Regions from separate parts of the Homo sapiens genome. Here region 2 is linked to region 1. The links are chromatin loops, found by intact Hi-C in ENCODE. Cell type or tissue: adrenal gland. All regions are shown on one strand. Links, peaks and the distances in the headings refer to the core of each region. The heading gives the core; the rest is flanking DNA.

What was found. Peaks named below come from ENCODE experiments on the same cell type or tissue, not always from the same donor. Only the 100,000 strongest peaks of a DNase experiment are listed, where the experiment ranks them.
Region 2: a loop joins it to region 1, with 9 times the contacts of the local background. A loop is called at or near these places in 1 of 110 quality-filtered maps.

What each region holds. Positions count from the first base shown.
Region 1 is chr2:37,202,671-37,207,072 of GRCh38, reverse strand. CEBPZOS (CEBPZ opposite strand) reads right to left here. Exons shown (of 5, transcript NM_001322374.2): 5 at 2,330-4,402. It overlaps CEBPZ (CCAAT enhancer binding protein zeta), which reads left to right. Exons shown (of 16, transcript NM_005760.3): 14 at 4,065-4,123; 15 at 4,208-4,289. Among named protein-coding and RNA genes, the nearest start is that of CEBPZOS, 8.4 kb to the right of the region's middle. RefSeq lists enhancers at 863-1,667, 1,668-2,471. In adrenal gland, for the core only: no CTCF peak of the experiment used is centred there; no DNase peak of the experiment used is centred there.
Region 2 is chr2:37,252,554-37,256,955 of GRCh38, reverse strand. It overlaps PRKD3 (protein kinase D3), which reads left to right. Exons shown (of 19, transcript NM_005813.6): 17 at 27-294; 18 at 2,667-2,752; 19 at 3,606-4,402. The coding sequence ends at 3,779. It also overlaps a transcript of NDUFAF7 not described here. Among named protein-coding and RNA genes, the nearest start is that of NDUFAF7, 23 kb to the right of the region's middle. In adrenal gland, for the core only: no CTCF peak of the experiment used is centred there; no DNase peak of the experiment used is centred there; H3K27ac peaks cover 205 bases.

The sequences.
Region 1 (4,402 bases), core at 134-4,133:
AGTATGTAATGTCCCTCTTTGTCTTTTTTAACTGTTGTTGCTTTAAAGTCTGTTTTGTCTGATATAAGAATAGCTAGTCCTGCTTGCTTTTGGTTTCCATTTGCATGGAATATCTTTTCCCACCCCTTTACCTTAAGTTTATGTGAGTCCTTATGTGTTACGTGAGTCTCCTGAACACAGCAGATTCTTGGTTGGTGGTCCAAATGTATCTTTTAAGAGGAGCATTTAGGCCATTTACATCCAACGTAGTATTTGAGATGTGAGGTACTATTCTATTCATCATGCTAGTTGTTGCTTGAATACTTTGATTTTGTTGTTTTTTCATTGTGTTATTGTATAGGCCCTGTAAGATTTAGGTTTTAAGAAGGCTCTATTTTGGTGTACTTCAAGGTTTTGTTTCAAGATTTAGAATTCCTAGGCTGAGTGTAGTGGCTCACACCTGTAATCCCAGCACTTCGGGAGGCCCAGGCGGGCATCACCTGAAGTCAGGAGTTCAAGACCAGCCTGGCCAACATGGCAAAACCCTATCTCTACAAAAAATACAAAAATTAGCTGGGCATGTTGGTAAGCCCCTATAATCCCAGCTACTGAGGAGGCTGAGGTACAAAAATCACTTGAACCCATTAGGCAGAGGTCGCAGTGAGCCAAGATCACACCACTGCCTTCCCGCCTGGGCGACAGAGCAAGATTCCATCTCAAAAAAAGAAACAAAAAACAAAGATTTAGAACTCCTTTCAGCATTTCTTATAGTGCTGGCTTGGTAGTGGTGAATTCTCAGCATAGATATCTCTCCTTCATTTAGGAAGCTTAGTTTTGTTGGATACCTTTTAAGGAGACTAAACACGTTGCCACACGCTGTTCTGTCCATCCATGTGGGAGCTGCACGTTAGTCCTGTCCCCTTATCCGCCATTTTCCTCCTCAGCACAGCAGATCAACATGTTTGCCTCTTTGTTTTGTTCTCTCCAGGGCCCCAGCAGATTGGATGGTGCCCACTCACATTTGAATGCAGATCTTCCTTACCTAGTCCAGAGATTCACATGCTAATCTCTGCTCATTCATTTTTAAACCATTCAATTATAAAAGCCTTGCATTTTTCAGACACCTGTTATCTTTTTCTTTTCTCAACCATTATTTGCCATTTGACCCTTGCAATAATCCATGCTCCTTTATTATGATACGAACTCTTCTTTCTGCTAATTGTTTTTTAACATTTTTAAAAGTATTATCTTACAAGATTCTGCTTCACAGTGTAACACAAGGTGCTAATAAAAGAAAAAAGTGCTGTATCAGGTGACAGTCTTAAGATTTTTGATAAAAATGTAGAAAGCACTGTACATACTTTGCCTCCAGTGCCTCTCTGGCTTCTGCTTACTGCTAAATACTGATGACTAAAAATAGATCTGCAAAGTTAAATAATAATAATGTTTTAAAAAGTTTCATGCGCGTCTGTATGAAGAGACCACCAAACAGGCTTTGCATGAGCAACAAGGCTGCTTATTTCACCTGGGTGCAGGCGGGCTGAGTCCGAAAAGAGAGTCAGTGAAGGGAGATAGGGGTGGGGCCATTTTATAGGATTTGGGTAGAAAAAAGGAAAATTGCAGTCAAAGGGGGTTGTTCTCTGCCTGGCAGGAGTGGGGGTCACAAGGTGCTCAGTAGGGGAGCTTTTGAGCCAGGATGAGCCAGGAGAAGGAATTTCACAAGATAATGTCATCAGTTAAGGCAGGAACAGGCCATTTTCACTTCTTTTGTGGTGGAATGTCATCAGTTAAGGCAGGAACCGACCATCTGGATGTGTGCGTGCAGGTCACAGGGGATATGATGGCTTAGCTTGGGCTCAGAGGCCTGACAAAAAGTTTCATTTACATATTGGTAGTAGTCTTTCAGAGCCTCACGCCTACAAAATTTTATCAGCTCTTTCAAATACTGCTGTCAATTTCTTAGTCCTGTAATAACTATGATTTAACTGATACATATTTAAATTATAACACGTTATCTTCCAGATTTTGTCTTCCCTTGAGTATCTAAGATCATGTTTTAGTATTAGCATAAGATGAGATATAGGCAGTTTTTCTCAAAAGCATCCCACAGAAAAGTGTTGCTTTACTTCAAGTTCTACTGAGCCTTTTATTAAAAGATGCTGGTAAAAGGAATTTGAGGAGAAGAAAAAAATTTTTTAATGTTAAAAAAGATGCTCTGAGCTTGTTTCAAATAGTAAAGTACTGTTTCAGAAGACATTAGCCTGAAAGGATTTCAGATCTCAATTGATAATAGTTTTGGATGCAGATTAAAGAATACCCAACAGAATTGACTGAAACAAAAAGAGGCAAGGAATTTTAAACAGATTTATTAATTGATTCAGATTTATTAATTTACTAATTGATCACCCTACATTTACAGGTGTTAGAGTAGATATCCTTAAGAATAAACATACCTTATAGAAACTTTAATCAGCCTGGGCAACACAATGAGACCCCATCTCTACAAAAAATCAAAAATGGCTGGGCGCAGTGGCTCACGCCTGTAATCCCAGCACTTTGGGAGGCCAAGGCAGGTAGATCACAAGGTCAAGAGATCAAGACCATCCTGGCCAACATGATGAAACCCCATCTCTACTAAAAATACAAAAATTAGCTTGGCGTGGTGGCATGCACTTGTAGGCCCAGCTACTTGGGAGGCTGAGGCAGGAGAATCGCTTGAACCCAGAAGGCAGAGGTTGCAGTGAGCCGAGATCACGCCCCTGTACTCCAGCCTGGCGACAAAGCGAGACTCTGTCTCAAAAAAAAAAAAAAAAAAATCAAAAATTAGCCAGGCATGGTGTTACATACTTGAGGCTGAGGTTGGGGGTGGGGGCGGGATAAAAGAAACTTTAAGAAACCAGTACAGTACAGAAGTGCCTACTCGTTGAGGTCACAGATACATCACTACAGGATGAATAAAACCCAAAAAAAACTTCCTAATGCATGCAAATGTGTATTATACAGCTGTTAAGTAACATACATATCACCTTAATAAAAATCAAGATGAAATGTTTTAGAAACTATTTTATCAAAAGTGGCTCTGATACAAAGACTTGTACATGATTGTTCACAGCAGCACTATTAATGCCAAAAAGTAGACAAAACCTAAATGTCCATTAACTGATAAGCAAAATGTGGTATATCCATACAATGGAATATTATGTAGCCCACAACATGGCATGGAGTACTACAACATGGATGAGCCTCAAAAACGTTATGCTAAATGAAAAAAGTCAGATATAGGAAACCACATGTCATATGATCCCATTTATATGAAATAGCCAGAAAAGGCAAGTCATAGAAACAAGATAGATCGGAGATGGGTTGGAGGACTACAAATGGCACCAGGGATCTTTGAAGTTGATGGAAATGTTCTAAAATCAGACTGTGGTTGTGGTTGAACAAGTCTGTAAATTTACCAAAATGCGTTAATACACTTAAAACAGCTGAATGTTATGATCTGTATTTAGTAAAGCTCTTTTTAAAATATGGCTCTACTACTGCTAGAGACATTGATATCAAAGATGCAGAGTTTGAATAATTGTTTCAGGAAAAGTTTATATATTCAGTACTACAGATAAGTTTTTTTTTTAAAGGAGAACCTTTTTCGCTGTTATAAACAACTTCATTTATAGCATAATAAACATACTTTCAGTCAATTTCTTTACAATCTAAAGACCCCTGAACTAAATTTTATGTTGTGTCTTAAGTATTTCAAAACCCATCCATGTCAAACTGATAATTTTACTATTGCTTGATACTATGTTATTTCCCTTATGGGTAAAACTTCGATCAGTGGCCAAATCTGAAAAGCAAGAAGACACTCTTGTCATCTGAACAGTTCTATTAGGATGTTGTTAGCTTTTTGAAAATATTATATACTAACTCTTAAATTATATTTAAATGCCAGCTACCCAATGGTGCCAGAAGATTATTGCAATTGTTTTTACCCAAGTATAATTTTTAAAATAAAATCATGTTGCATTGCATTTTTCTAAAATCATTAGATTTATAATTGAATAATGTAGACTTACAATTTTTTTTAGGGCCAAGAAAAAAGAAAAGAAACTTAAATGATTCCAGCCTATTTGTATCTGCTGAAGAGGTAAGGCTAATGTACTGTTTTAACAAGCTAGCTATTCTACATTATTTTTAGTTTTCTAATAAATTTATCGTTTTTGTTTAAAAGTTTGGCCATCTATTGGATGAAAATATGGGATCCAAGTTTGATAACATTGGCATGAATGCCATGGCTAACAAAGATAATGCAAGTAAGTAACTTAAATTTTTTTATTGATGTTTTAAAAATAGCTTTGGCTTGGAACTTCAGAAGATAGGAAATTTTCGTTATTTTATTTATTCTTTTTTTTTTTTTTTTTTTTTT
Region 2 (4,402 bases), core at 278-4,277, 50 kb before region 1:
AATTAACATCATCCTTCAATTTCCAGGTGAAGCTGTGTGACTTTGGATTTGCACGCATCATTGGTGAAAAGTCATTCAGGAGATCTGTGGTAGGAACTCCAGCATACTTAGCCCCTGAAGTTCTCCGGAGCAAAGGTTACAACCGTTCCCTAGATATGTGGTCAGTGGGAGTTATCATCTATGTGAGCCTCAGTGGCACATTTCCTTTTAATGAGGATGAAGATATAAATGACCAAATCCAAAATGCTGCATTTATGTACCCACCAAATCCATGGAGAGAAATTTCTGGTGAAGGTAAAAAAAAAAAAAAAAAAAAAAAAAAAAAAATTTTGGCTATGTGTTTTAAGCCTAAACATCTTTCTCATCCCAAATCAGTCTGTCTCTTGCAACTTATCTTTTTAGTACATCTCCCATTCATCTTCCAAATTCAACTAGTTACCAGTTTTTTGAGCACTCTTCTTTTTATACTTTTATCTGTGTCTTCTGTATAGTTCCCAGGCATAGCACTTACATAGGCCCCAGTGGCCTCATTGTCAAACCACTAAAATATCTTTTTAACTGTCTTACCTGTTAAACTCTTTTCTGGTCCTTCCTAGTCACTACTGCCAAATCTATCTTCAGGAAACATTACTTTCATTTATGGTGCTCCCAAACACTTCTCTTTAACCACCTTACAGGCATAGTTATCTGTGATATGGTCCATGCTTACCTTCTAGCCTCATCTCCCACTACTCCCTACACAAACCTAGTTGTTTACTCTTCTGAACTGTTTTCTGCAATTTGCTTGGGACTGTTTTTCCCTTGTCTACAATCCTTCCTATTAAAATTCGAGGACCCCTTAATTTGTGGCTCATCTATAAAGTTCCCTGACTACTCCTCTACACTGCAGAATTTACTTAGGCTAAAAAACATTTGGGCTTTTTTATTATCTTTTTTTATTTTTATTGAGACGGGGTCTCCCTCTGTCACCCAGGCTGAAGTGTGCACAAACACAGCTCACTGCAGCCTCGACTTCCTGGGCTCAAGTGATCCTCCCACCTCAGCCTCCTGACTAGGTGGGATGATGGGTATGCACCATGGGCCACCCACACCTGGCTAATTTTTAAATTTTTTGTAGAGATGGGGTCCCACTATGTTGCCCAGGCTGGTGTCAAACTCTTGCACTCAATTGATCTTCCCAACTTGACCTCCCAAAGTGCTGGGATTACAGGCATGAGCCACTGCACCCAGCCCCATTTTTTTCTTAAGTATTCATTCTTTTCATAATTGACTTTTCTAATCTTCAGAACAAGACTGTGAGCTCCGTGAATGAATACCTAGCTCCGGTTCCTTATACCTAGAATGAACTTTATAATCACCAGACACACTGCAGTTTGTTTTCCTCTCTCCTGTGGACCTCTGCTGGGAAGCTGCATACATCTCTTTTTCCTGCCTAGTGAAGGCTTTTGAATTTGCAACTCCTGGTTCTGTACCCGTCAAGAATAAGTTGGCTGGCCCTCTTTAGTCTGCTGATACTGATAGGAAGGACAAGTACACTACTTAAAACATTATTTAACTGCCCCATAGAAGTTAATAGAACCAGTGCTGGGGAATACCCCCATCTGGATTTAACCAGCCCATGTAATAGGTAGATCTTTTTTGTTTTTCCAAAAGTACTAGGCCTAATCATAGGATTAACTAATATTCCATCAAACTGGGAAAAGTTTAAGAACAACATGTGAAGACAGTAGCAGGTTTGCTTGGTAATGAAGAAAGCTAATTGAAGAAGCTCATAAGAGATGTTTTTTGATGTTAACCAGTGTTATCTCAGACCTCCTGAGGCAGTGTGTTCTGTAGACCTCTTCTATCAGAATCACTTTGCTAGTTTGGTAGTATAGAGACAAGAAATAGAACTAGGATGGTACAAGTCTTTCCATTTGGTTCGTGTCTGGGTCTAGCCTTTTGTTACCAATATTTCAAATGTACCATTATATAGGGCTGTAGTTAGTATGTAGTTATTGGTTGCCTTGGTTTTGCAATTGATCATTCTCCAAATAAGTGAATAAAATATATATACCAAGAACTCACCATGTACACTAAAACACCCTGAAACCTATTTGTTAAAAGTGTAAACTTTTGGTAGTTAAGCTACCACCTCAATGTGACCATATATAGAGGCAAGGCAGTGCCTTTCCAGACCAAGTCAGGGACTAGAGTGCTCTCTAGCATTGGAGCGGGGTGGGGAGGATCAGAGAGTCTGTTTCATTCATCTTCAAATAATAATAGTTAATACTTAGCACTTATGTGCTAAGCACTGTTCTAAGCCCTTAACATATGTCAGCAACTTCATGAGGAAACTGAGGCATAATATAATTTAGTAACTGACCCAGTATCACACAGCTAGTAGGTGGCAGAACCAGACTTCAGCCCAGGCAGTCAGGTTCCAGAGTATATACTTTAACCTGTACTCTATACTGCCTTATAAAGGCAATGAAAATTTGACAGATACACTTAAATCAGTAAACATTTATGATTCATTTTACATGTTAGCTAAAAGTCCACGTCCTTGAGAAGCAAAAATTCCTCAACCCTGTATTTCTATGGGTTGAACTGCCTTCTAGGCAGTCACAAGTTTGGGGTACTCTGTGCACCCAAATTCATGTATCTTGTTTTGTCTTTTCCCTTAGCAATTGATCTGATAAACAATCTGCTTCAAGTGAAGATGAGAAAACGTTACAGTGTTGACAAATCTCTTAGTCATCCCTGGCTACAGGTAAAAAAAAATGTAATCTCTCTTTGGCAATCCTCATTTGAGTAGTTCACTCTGATTTGTCCCACCTAATGAGACCACTCTAAGATCAGCAGAATAATAAAAGTGCTCTTAAGTGATTAATTTGTACTATGGCTGAATCTCTGGAAACCATACAGCATTCAGATCGGTAATGACAGGCAATTAAACTCCCATGAACTGAAAGCAATGACTTAGCCTTTCATAGACCTATGTGTTCATTTCACCTTTTTGTAAGATTAGTATGACATATTAATTTATCAAATTTATTTTAAATGTCTACTGAAGGATTTATTTTTGCATTGAAGAGATTTTTTAAAAATGTTTGGCTTAATTCTCCCAAAGTTACTTTATAGATTTATCAAAAGATACCCTCCAAACTTCAGAGTAAGGAGGGAAGCTTTAGAACTATTTTATAGGGAGTGAGAGGCAGAATTAGCTTTAAAACAAATGTAATCTCATCTACCAGTTACTAAATTATCCTAATAAGCATCCAAGCACTTTCCCCCACTTTGAGTAAGGTTTAGGCCTCACGTTGTATAGAACAAAATGTTTTAGTGATTATTATTAGCCACCTAAGAAGCCTGAAGCAAATTTTTTTTAATTTCAGAAATTAGTTACGTTCATTCATTGGAGACTCTGAGTTTGAAAAATTTCTTTAAATTGCTCATTTAAAATATCACAAGTAGAACTTAGTACATAGTAGATACTTATGAGTAGCGCCTGTCAATTATTTGACTAGGGCACTAAACAACAACAAAAAAAAACACAAAACAAAAACCAGGTTGACAGTATTTTGTTTCTTTTGTTTCATCATTACAATTTCATTTTCTCCTAGGACTATCAGACTTGGCTTGACCTTAGAGAATTTGAAACTCGCATTGGAGAACGTTACATTACACATGAAAGTGATGATGCTCGCTGGGAAATACATGCATACACACATAACCTTGTATACCCAAAGCACTTCATTATGGCTCCTAATCCAGATGATATGGAAGAAGATCCTTAATCACTGAGCTAACCTAAATAAGGAAGGATTTCATTTTATGGACTGATATTTTGCTGTGTAACTTGTTCTTTGTAGATTGTCATCTGCAGTGCTGCAAAGATATGAAGAAATATGATAACGAATAAGTGACACCAGTACTGTAGTTCATAATGAGTAGGTACAGGCGGGAAACTGAATAATAAGAAGTCATAATGGAATCAAGGTGAAGCTTTTTATAAACTTTTTTAGCCTAAGCAATAACTGGTTTTGTATTTTTTCTTAATCCTTCACTTTAATACAATAGGCTCACTTAATTTGTCTTCCCATTTCTCTTTATATATATATATATAAATATAAATATATGTTTGTTTGTTTTTTTAATGAAAAACAAGTCAAGCTAGCATCCAGTTACTATATAGCTTGGCTAAATTATACAAGACTTACAAGATTGATTACTCGACAGGCTTGTATTTAAGAGGTAACTGTGAGGTTACCATTATGTGATGTTACTATAAGGACTTTTAACATTGGTTTAACAAACCATAGAGGCATTGAAGGGTTTTTCTTAGATGCCTAGAAAAAGCGCACTGGGCTGTTTTACCTTTCTTTTTTAGGTCAATCAAGACTCCAAAATAGTGATTCCT